Linked DNA regions of Mus musculus: region 2 is linked to region 1. The links are chromatin loops, found by intact Hi-C in ENCODE. Cell type or tissue: gastrocnemius. All regions are shown on one strand.

Region 1 (5,000 bases):
ATTGGGGGAACCCTCTAGAAGGATTAGGTAATCTGAACTTTCGACTGGTGGGTGCTAGGGGGTCACAGGTGATAAGTGGTCTACATTCCTATGTCATGAGCGTGCAATCATGTGATGACGTAGGGCTGTCCAGCGCAGATGACCCACTTGGAGATAAGATATTTCCCTGTTTTTGTGGTTGTCCCCAGGCTGTTCTTTGGAGAGGATTTTATGATCTTGTTCTGGATTTTGTGGTCGGTTTTTAGAGCTGGTGTCTTATGACCTAGTTTCTGGGACTCACGGTCTATTCCTGAAGTTGGTGCCTTAAGGCCTTTTTTGAAATCAGGTCTGGTACTCAAAATGGGAGAAAATGGGGTCTTTAAATGGGGACAAATGGGGCTTATATTGTCCTCTCAATACCTTTAATCTGGGCACTTGGGATGCCGAGGTGGGTGGGTCTCTGTGGTTATGAGGTCAGCCTGGTTCATCCTCTGGAACTGGAGTTACAGGCAGTTGTGTGCGCCACCACGTAAGTGCTAGGAACTGAACCTGGGTCACCTGAAAGAGTTGTAGCAGTAGTTACTCTTAACTGGTGAGCCATCTCTCTAGCCTAGTCTACACATGAGTCCCCAGCCAGTGAGTACAGCCAGGGTTACAAGTGAGACCCTGCCTCACCCTCAAACAAAGAAATAAACCAGCACAGGTTGGAGTGACCTTTCTTCACATTGTTTTAAGATGTGTCTCTGTATTTTCAGTTGTTAATTCTGTACTGGCTGAGAGCTAAGTGCTGGCAGGGCTTTGGTATTGTCATTTCTTTGGCCCATTACTGGGTTTTCTATTTGTAAATGCTTGTTCTTCCACACCTACCCCAAAGATGAAGGTCAAACAGCCCTCACTGCCTAAAGGCAATCCCAAGAGATGGACCCGGCCTTGTCTTATGGTTGACTAGTCATAATAAAGATCTGACAGCCAATAGCTGGGGCAGAAAGAATGGGCAGAACTTCTGGGCAGGCAGAGGCAGGAAACTAGAAGGAAACAGACGGGAGAGTGGGATGGATCAGGGAAGTGAAGAGATGGCCTGTGATGGGGACACAGTGCCGGGAAGTCAGGTTAAGTTAAAAGCTAGCTGCGACTCTGTCCCAGCAAGGCCTGAAGATTTAAACTATCTAGAACTCTTCTGACTTATTTAAAAGGTAAGTAGGTCCGTGAAAACACCGCAATATTTAGCACACCAATGTGGGGCACAAAATCCAAACTTAGGCACTCGATTCAGGCTTAGGCCACGAGTTCCAGACACAGGAGCCAGACGAGAGAATCCAGGCACAAGAGTGTGGAGCCATGGCGACTGCAAAAGCCTAGGAGAGACCAAGAGAAGGAGATGGTGCAGCTCAGGCAACTGCCCCTTCTGGTCTGGCCGGTTGCTGGCGCCTCAGGTGGGCATAGGTCACCTGGCCGCTGCAGTTTCTCCGGCCAGCTGCTGCTGCAAGTGCAGTGGGTGGAGACCACAGGCTCCCAGGCAGGACCTAACACATCCCTGAGCCCCGTACCTGGAGCTGCACCTTTCTAGAAAGAAACAAAGGCTGAAGATCTCAGAATCAGTAATGCATGTTCGGAACGGGCAATTTGCAGAGGACAGAGTTTAAAGAAACTTAAGTACAGAAATAATTATCAAAGATTGAAAGTGGTAAAAGAGAAGTAATTGGAAATATTTTGTAAGTGTGCATAAACACTGAAAATAGGAAACTATAGACCGTCAAAGAAAGAAATACTAAGTTTAAATATAATAAAGTGAAGTCTCTGAAGGAAGAGTAGGGAAGGAGTTAAAAATAAATGGAAAACACTGTCAGAGGGTGTTTGGACCCTGTATAGGTTTGTTTTAATTATAAACATAGATCTAATTATGTGTTTGGTAATAATTGCAGTTTTTTATGTCCGTTCTAAGAAAGATAAAAGTAAAGTAGAATTAAATAAGGAAAGAACTGAGAGATGGAATGCTAGATTAAAAGCAATAAAACAGAAATTAGAGGATTTTTCAAATCAGAAAAAGAATTGTCTTGCTAGGTCTGAGAAATCCAATCGAAAGCCTATGCTGCCACCTAGTGGTGATATTTCAGGGTGGCAGTCTAGTCCCATTAGAAGACCAACAACGATTTTTTTCTTTTTTCTCTTCTCTTCTCTTCTCTTCTCTTCTCTTCTCTTCTCTTCTCTTCTCTTCTCTTCTCTTCTCTTCTCTTCTCTTCTCTTCTCTTCTCTTCTCTTCTCTTCTCTTCTCTTCTCTTCTTTCTCTTTCTTTCTTTCTTTCTTTCTTTCTTTCTTTCTTTCTTTCTTTTTTCTTTCTCTTTCAACTACAATAAGACAGCTCCAGGTGAGAGAAACATACAAGGCTGTGAAGATTTTGGATAGAAGCCCATAGAGATGCTAGATCTAAAAAGATTTAAAGAGGCAATGGTAGCTTATGGCATACAATCACCTTATGTGAAACAGATGCTTAATAACTGGCCCATGCAAAATGGTATAATTCCAAAAGATTGGAAAGATTTCATGTCAGCCATCTTACGACCTGGCCCTCAACTACAATGGTTGATACGGTGGAGAGAAGAGCTATGGAGCAATGCAATAGGACTCGAGAGGCATTAACATTGCCAGGAATCAGTTGCTAGGTGAAGGTTAGTGTGCTGGGTAAAGAATTAACTCAGCAGATTATGTTCAATGATGCCACCTTAGAGCAGTGTTGTACAGTAGCTTTAAATGTTTGGGACAAGGATGAACAATGGGGAAAGTGGTCTGACTTATTTACAGAAACGTATTTACCCAGGGCTCAGAAGAATCTTTCACTGACTGATTTATTTTATATGTGTACACTGTTGCTCTCTGCAGACACATCAGTAGAGGGCATCAGATCCCATTACAGATGGTTGTGAGCCACCATGTGGTTGCTGGGAATTGAACTCAGGACCTCTGGAAAAGCAGCCAGTGCTCTTAATCACTGAGCCATCTCTTCAGCCCCAGGCTAGACGTTGTCCCCAGGCCTCAAACCCTGACTCCATTCTTGTCTGCCACTCCCAGAGGCACCTGGATGTCCAAGAGTCTGAGAATCCCATGACCCTGGCCTCATCGCAGGCCTGGAGACCCCTGAACCAACTCAGACTTTCCAGCATCTCAGACTGTGCTTTCCTGCCCCAGGAGGGCGTCTCCGCGCTTCCCTACAGCCCAGGGTCGGGTAAGCTTGGTCAAACTTTCCACATTCTGCCTCCCCAAGCAGCCATGCCCAGCGGAGGATCCACCTAAAATAAGGGGTTTCATTGTGACTTTCCTACACATTCATAACACGTTTTGATCATATTCCTGCTCCATCACCCTTGCCCCCATCTCCTGGCTCTCTTGCTCTTCCTAAAATCTCTCTCACACTTTCATGTTTTCTTTTTAAAATCTAGATTCCTTATCACGTGGCAATTGTCCTTCTGAGTTTGTCTCATTTCGCTCAACTTGATCTCTAGTTCCACCCCCTTTCCTGAAAACCACGTGGTTTCATTCTTACTTATGGCTGAGTTACTATATGTGTGCATGTGTGTAGTTGTGTGCCAGGCTATCCAGTTGTGATGCACTGATGGGAGTTTAAGCTGACTGCGTATGGAATTCCACATGCCTGATTCCACTAGAACCTCTTGGTGTCGTGTGGCTACTGTGGATAGTGCCGCAATACATATGGGTGTTCAGGCATCTCTGCTGTGTGATAACTTTGTCTCCTTCCATGACATATCAGCGTGAGTTGGTGGACCATATGACTCAGTAGAGAGGCTCAAAAACAAAAGCCTTCTGAGCTCTTGTAATTGCAGAAAACAGCCAGGGCCCAACACAGAAAGGGTTCTATAACAAGCCTCTCTCCTCTCATTTCTGGGAGGGGAGCCTCCTGGTGGAAGAAGAGGCCTTATTATAAAATCTCCGCAGATGCTATGAGCCTGTCCTTCATGTAGACGCATCTTCAAGCTGACTGATTCAGTCTGGCTTCTCTCAGCTTCTCACTGAGTTGCTCTGCTTGGCTTCATATTAACTCTGGCAATTTGTTCTAATCTTCTGGCTCCTTCTCATTCTCTGGCTTATTCTATCTTCACCTGTGTCTAGCATGTTCTTTCTCTATAACCTGTCTGTCCCAGTAAAACTGCCTTCTTCCTTCTTTTCTCTCTCTCTTAAGTAGCTTCCCTCTCCTCTCTCTTCTGAGAGTCAGGCATATCCTATTCTGTCAAATCTTTCCCTTATTTGTCACTGTGTCTGCCACTCAATTACGGCAGAAGAGTACAGGTTACATTAGTATTTCTGTCCTCCCCAAGACCTCAAGGCATGTGCAATTAGGGCAGAATTACATCCAGCTGACTAGGAAGGATGGCCGGATACTCAGGAAAGGGACTTAAGAGGGAAGGTAAGCAGTCAGTTGCCCAACTATGATAATCTTTTGCCAGCCGGCCCAGCAGAATTCCAGAAAATGGTGCCAGTCACTTGGAGGAGGTCCTGAATGACAAGGTATGTGTGTAGGGGGTGTGCAGGTGCCTGTGGAGGCCAGAGGTTAAGGCTAATACTTTCTTTGGTGACTCTGCACCTTTTTAAAATTGGGTATCCCATTGAACCTGGAATGGCTAAACTGGCTAGTGAGCTCTAGGAATCCACTTGTCCACGTTGTTTCCCCGGTGCCAAGGTTATATACCCAGGCCTAGGCTTTCTGTGTAACCAGGACGCTCAAATTCAGGGTCTTAAGCTTGTGCCGCAGGCACTGCAGCAATGGACTCATCTACTAAGCCCTAGAAAAACATTTCCTAATCTAGCATCCAAAAATCTCTTCATGCTCACACTCCTCGGAGGTGTGTTGCATTGTCTTAAATATTCTGTTGCATTCAGTCTGAGAACATCTCCCCTTGTCGCTCATCCTTGATATCAGCAGGGCACTGCGACTCTCCAACCACGCTGAGCTCACACTGCCATCTGGAGGCGTCACATCTGCTGCCTCGGTTTCTGTAGCTGAACGGTTG
Region 2 (5,000 bases), 100 kb before region 1:
TTTATATGATCACACTGTAGCTGTCTTCAGAAGAGGGCATCAGATCCCATTACAGATGGTTGTGAGCCACCATGTAGTTGCTGGGAATTGAACTCAGGACCTCTGGAAGAACAGTCAGTGTTTTTAGCCACTGAACTATCTCTCCAGCCCCGCCTCTTTTTTTCTTTTTCTTTCTTTATTCCTTTTTTCTTTTTCTTTTCTTTTTTTGCTATATTCTTATCAATATTGAATTTTACTGTTTTAAAAAGTTAGTTTTCATTTAAATTTGCATTTCTAGCCTCCTTGTGAGTCTGCATTTTCTGATGACTAAACTGACTTCTGTATCACTTGTCCTCAAAACCTTTAGGAGTGTTCATCTTTCATCCATTATTTCCATCTTCTTGAATGAAAGGGACAATTGTGGGCTTCCTTTGGGAAGATAGACAGCAGGGCTGGGCCAGTACACAGTTGTAGAGGCTTGCCTCTCATGCATTATGCCGCAGGTTCAATCCCCAGTACTGAGCATCCCCTGTCAACAAAGGAAGGCAAACAGGGCTGTATTTTGTTTTATTCTCTCATTATACAGATGATTTTACTCAGACCTGAAAAATATAAGTTCCTTTGTCACAAACTGACAGCACTAGTTCAGGTAGGGGTAAAGATGTCTAGCTAGGGACCAGGGGAGGTTGTCCAGTGCCAAGCAGTCAGCCCTGAATATGTGCATACAGGTAGCATTATATGGACTGGGCAGGCCATGTTTAGGAACATATGCATATATACATGGAATAAGAATTAGTAAAAAAAAAGAGCCATGGATTGGACGGAGATTGGGGAGGGGTGTGGAGGGAGGAAAGGGAGGGAGCGATGTAACTAAATTGTGATCTACAGATGGCTACTGAGGCTCCTCTCTGTAGAGCTCAGTGTGTATGCACGCATTCACATTATTAATCCTTCCCACATTTTTTTTGTTGGTTGGTATTTCCTGTAGATTTTTGGAAGTGAAGGAGAACAAGGGCCACACAGATTTGCATCCTCAGTTGGCAGCAGGGTCTAACGTTTAGGATCATCAGAGCTAATCTAGGGAACTTGTTTATTTTGAACGAATTTTACAATCACCTGGAAAAAAGTTGCTAAAATAGTAAATAATCCCCAAGTGTCCACCCAGTTTCCCTTTGCATTCGGTCTGAGACGTCTGGGTGGAATGAACTTGTGCACACTGGAAAGAGTCCTACATAGAAACGCCACCTTGTCCTCCCAGCTCAGACCCTGAGTGCTGTGTCTGTTTCCAAGGGAAGCTTAGCCTCCCTTCATTAAAAGCCTCCCTTCATTAAAGCACTGCTAGGTTTTCCACTACAGAGTTTCTAAAATTAAATGCTCCGCACAAATCTGGTTGCTTCTTTGACCTTTAGTATTAATTTTAACATCTGACTGTGTGGAACTAAGTTTAGGTAGAAACTGATCATGTAGATCTTTGGTTAAGTTTTTCCTGAAACACACTCTCAGATGACAGGCGGGTTTTGTAGAATATAGTAGTAAGTGAACTAGTTGTTGAGTTTAATTTGGTGCTATGACTAAGAAATGTGGCGAAGTGGGCACATTTTAAAGTTTCATCTTGTGTTTCTGTTGTTGTTTTGTTGTCTCTGTGTGTGTGTGTGTTTTGTTGTTGTTGAATGCTTTTTTGAGACAGCGTTTCTCTGGATAGCCTTGGCTGTAGACCAGGCTGGCCTCAAAGATCTGCCTGCCTCAGCCTTCCCAGTGCTGGGATTAAAGGCATGTGCCACCAACATCTAATCCCTCAGTTCATGTTTAATGTGTGTTCATGTTTTTGGATGTCTTTCTGTTTTTTTCTACCTTATTTATTTAATTATTTTTGAGGCAGGGTCTCACTACCTAGCCTTGAACTCCTATCTAGATTCTGGGGAATTTAGGTTGTCAGGCTTATGAAGACAGCCCTTTTTTGGGTGTGTGTGTCAGGATGGAATTTAGGTCATCAGACTTCCATAGCAGACACACCAGCTGAGCCATCTTGACAGTTCTTGGTTTATCATAAATTACCATTAGCCTTTAATCTGAATAATTAAGTAAGTGCATTTCAGTGGTTTTTCAGATCATTTTGAGCCATGGATCATTTTGAGAAACCCTGTCTCAAAACCAACCAAACAACTAACCAAACAAATGCCCCCCAAAACAAAACAGGAATTTTGTAGGAAATACTATTACCAAGCTTACCCACACATTTGTGCCCTATGGCAATGCCTTCTGACTCGCCCAATCTTTATGAAACTCTTTACCTCAACACACCTTTGCAGTCACCTTGTGCAGATGGGTGATTTCTTTTTGGAAATACTCTGGAAGTTTCTGGAACACTCTACAGGGCACACCTACCTCACATGACTATCTGCTATCCCTGCAGCCTGGGCCTGTTAGGTGCTGGTTGGTCCTTTGCTGCCCCCTACTGGTGATGGATGCTGCGAACGACAGAGATTGTTTCTTGCATTAAGAGCCTTTGTCTTCCTCTGCAGGGCTGATTGACTATAATTTCCACTGCTTCCGGAAGGCCATCCATGAAGTCTTCGAGGTGAGGATGAAGATGGTGAAATCTCGAAAGGCCCAGAGTCGGCTACCCAAGAAGACAGGAGCTACTCCCAATGGGACCCCTAGAGTGCTGCTGTAGGGGAACTGTCAGGAGCCTGAGTCCAGACCTCAGTGAGGAGGCTGTTAAACTATACTGCACTACAGGAGGGCTGGGGCCCTGACTCGTATGTGTTAAGGGAAAAAAAAAAACCTTACTCTTTAAAATAAAATGAGCACTTTGAAGCAAAAACCTGTACAATAACAGTGAGAGCCACTGTACTGTCACTACGTAAGTGTAAACTTTTATGTTGATAGAAAACCCCCTGTGAGGACTGCCAGGAACTGTACATATTTTGCATATTTTCATGTTTTTTTTCCTCATTGAGGTGAACTTTGATAAGATGACTTTTCTAAACTCTTTTCTGTACTTGATGACAAGGACACGCATACTCTACAGTCCATATGGCAATCGGAAATTGATCCATTATATTGCTAGAGACTTTTTTTGTAAATTTGGGACTCTTTGCTGCCAGTTGTCAAAGGGGAAATCGTTTTTCAGTGGAGCAGCAACAGGTCAGGGCTGGAAGCTCCAGGCCAGAGCAATAAGAACGTCTCTATTTATAGGAAGTGTAATAGGAATGTTGTAGCTGGACAGTGGTGGTGCATGCCTTTAATCCCAGCAGATGGATCTCTGTGAGTTTGAGGTCAGCCTGATCGACAGAGTGAGTTCCAGGACAGCGAGGGCTACACAGAGAAACCCTGTCTCAAAACCAACCAAACAAATGCCCCCCCCAAAACAAAACAGGAATTTTGTAGGAAATACTATTACCAAGCTTACCCACACATTTGTGCCCTATGGCATTGCCTTCCGACTCGCCCAGTCTTTATGAAACTCTTTACCTCAACACACCTTTGCAGTCACCTTGTGCAGACGGGTGATTTCTTTTTGGTGCAGTATCTTGTGAACCTTTGGGACCAGATTTCTAAAATGATGCCAACCAGTGTAGAGAAATATGGATGTCGTCTGAGGAGATTGGAACAGATAGCATTGATTTGTGTGGGGGGGAAACCGTAGAAGCAATACTGTACCTGCCGAGGGGTCTAAAACACACAAGCCAAGAGGGTTCCCAGATGTAGGCAGAGGTCACTCAGATAAGAGATGCACGTGTGCTTGTGTGTGTTCACCTCCTGGGAATGGTGTGTTGATGCGCTATGTTCAGAGACCTTGTTCAGGACCAGGTTTTAATGCTCCATGACCACAGGAGTTTAGTCCTTGGTGGCTCCATTTGTTACCTGACTCGTTCTTTCATCTGTAACAACATACCTCATGTCCTTTGCCTGTTCCTACCAAGATCAGCTTGCCACCAGCTTGCTCTGCAAGACAGAAGACACAGAAAGCCTGTGGCCGGTGGGAAAAAAAGGAGGCCTAGAGACGTATGTTAGTCAGTTAACTATGTGTGTGCTTTTATAGATAGGTAGGGAACTAAGAGTCCTAAATCTAGCCCTATTTCAAACCATTCTAAGGGTTAGTACTGTCAGGCGTGCATGGCATTAGCAAAGGTTCTTTTTAAAGCAGAGTCCCTTAGGGATGTCAAAGCTGGTTCTAGCTTTGTGTCTAAAGCAGCTTGCTCCTGAAGCTCACTTCTTTTACGCATCTTCTTCCCATCTTCTTGCTTCCTTTTCCCCAAATTCTTTATTATTTGAGACAGCGTATCTCTATGTAGCCCTGGCTGTCCTGGAACTCACTATGTAGACCGGACTGTCCTTGAACTCAGAGATTCACCTGCCTCTGCTTCCCCAAGTGATCAAAGGTGAACACCACCATGTCTGGCCAGGTCTTACACTTTTGGAGCTGGTAACTAAAACTGGAGACGATGATTGAAATGTAAGATTGAGCCTCCCAGTAGTCTGCACATTATTAAGGAGATTTCTAGTCATCATGGAACCATGGCTCCTTCCTTATGATTTCTATGAAGAGACTTGAATGAGATGGTAGGAGCCTGGAGTTCTAATCTTCAGGACTATTCCCCGACGGCCTCTGCCAACAGAGTGGATGGTGGTTGGCCACTTTTAAGAGTCTAACACCACTGTGCACCCACACAAAGACACTAGAGAGTGAGAAAAAGCATAGTTTTCTCTTTTTGAGTGGGGCTCAGAGGTAACTCAGGCTGGCCTCAGACTTGCCAGGTAGCTAAGGATGCTCTCCAGTTTCTGACCGCTCAGCCTCGACTTTCCCTAAGTGCTAGGATTATAGGAATGCAACACCGTGCTTGGCTTGAACAGTGCTGAGAACTGGACCCAGAGCTTTGTGCATGTGAAGGCAAGCACTCTACCAATCTAGTATCCCCAGCATCCTTTCTTAATAGTTTTTTTTTTTTTTTAAACAAAGAATTTCTCTTTGAATAGACAAAGAATTAAGTTTTTAATAAGACTGTAGTTTCAAAATA

What was found. A loop is a pair of places that touch in the nucleus more often than their neighbours do. Peaks named below come from ENCODE experiments on the same cell type or tissue, not always from the same donor. Only the 100,000 strongest peaks of a DNase experiment are listed, where the experiment ranks them.
Region 2: a loop joins it to region 1, with 4 times the contacts of the local background. A loop is called at or near these places in 15 of 42 quality-filtered maps.

Annotation. Positions count from the first base shown.
Region 1 is chr4:33,117,246-33,122,245 of GRCm38, forward strand. No RefSeq gene overlaps it. Among named protein-coding and RNA genes, the nearest start is that of Gabrr1, 13 kb to the right of the region's middle. In gastrocnemius, a CTCF peak has its summit at 2,069 (motif pointing left); DNase peaks (open chromatin) are centred at 1,405 and 2,076.
Region 2 is chr4:33,016,146-33,021,145 of GRCm38, forward strand. It overlaps Rragd (Ras-related GTP binding D), which reads left to right. Exons shown (of 7, transcript NM_027491.2): 7 at 2,502-5,000. The coding sequence ends at 2,653. Among named protein-coding and RNA genes, the nearest start is that of 4933421O10Rik, 13 kb to the right of the region's middle. In gastrocnemius, a CTCF peak has its summit at 2,435 (motif pointing left); a DNase peak (open chromatin) is centred at 2,431; H3K27ac peaks cover 1,785 bases.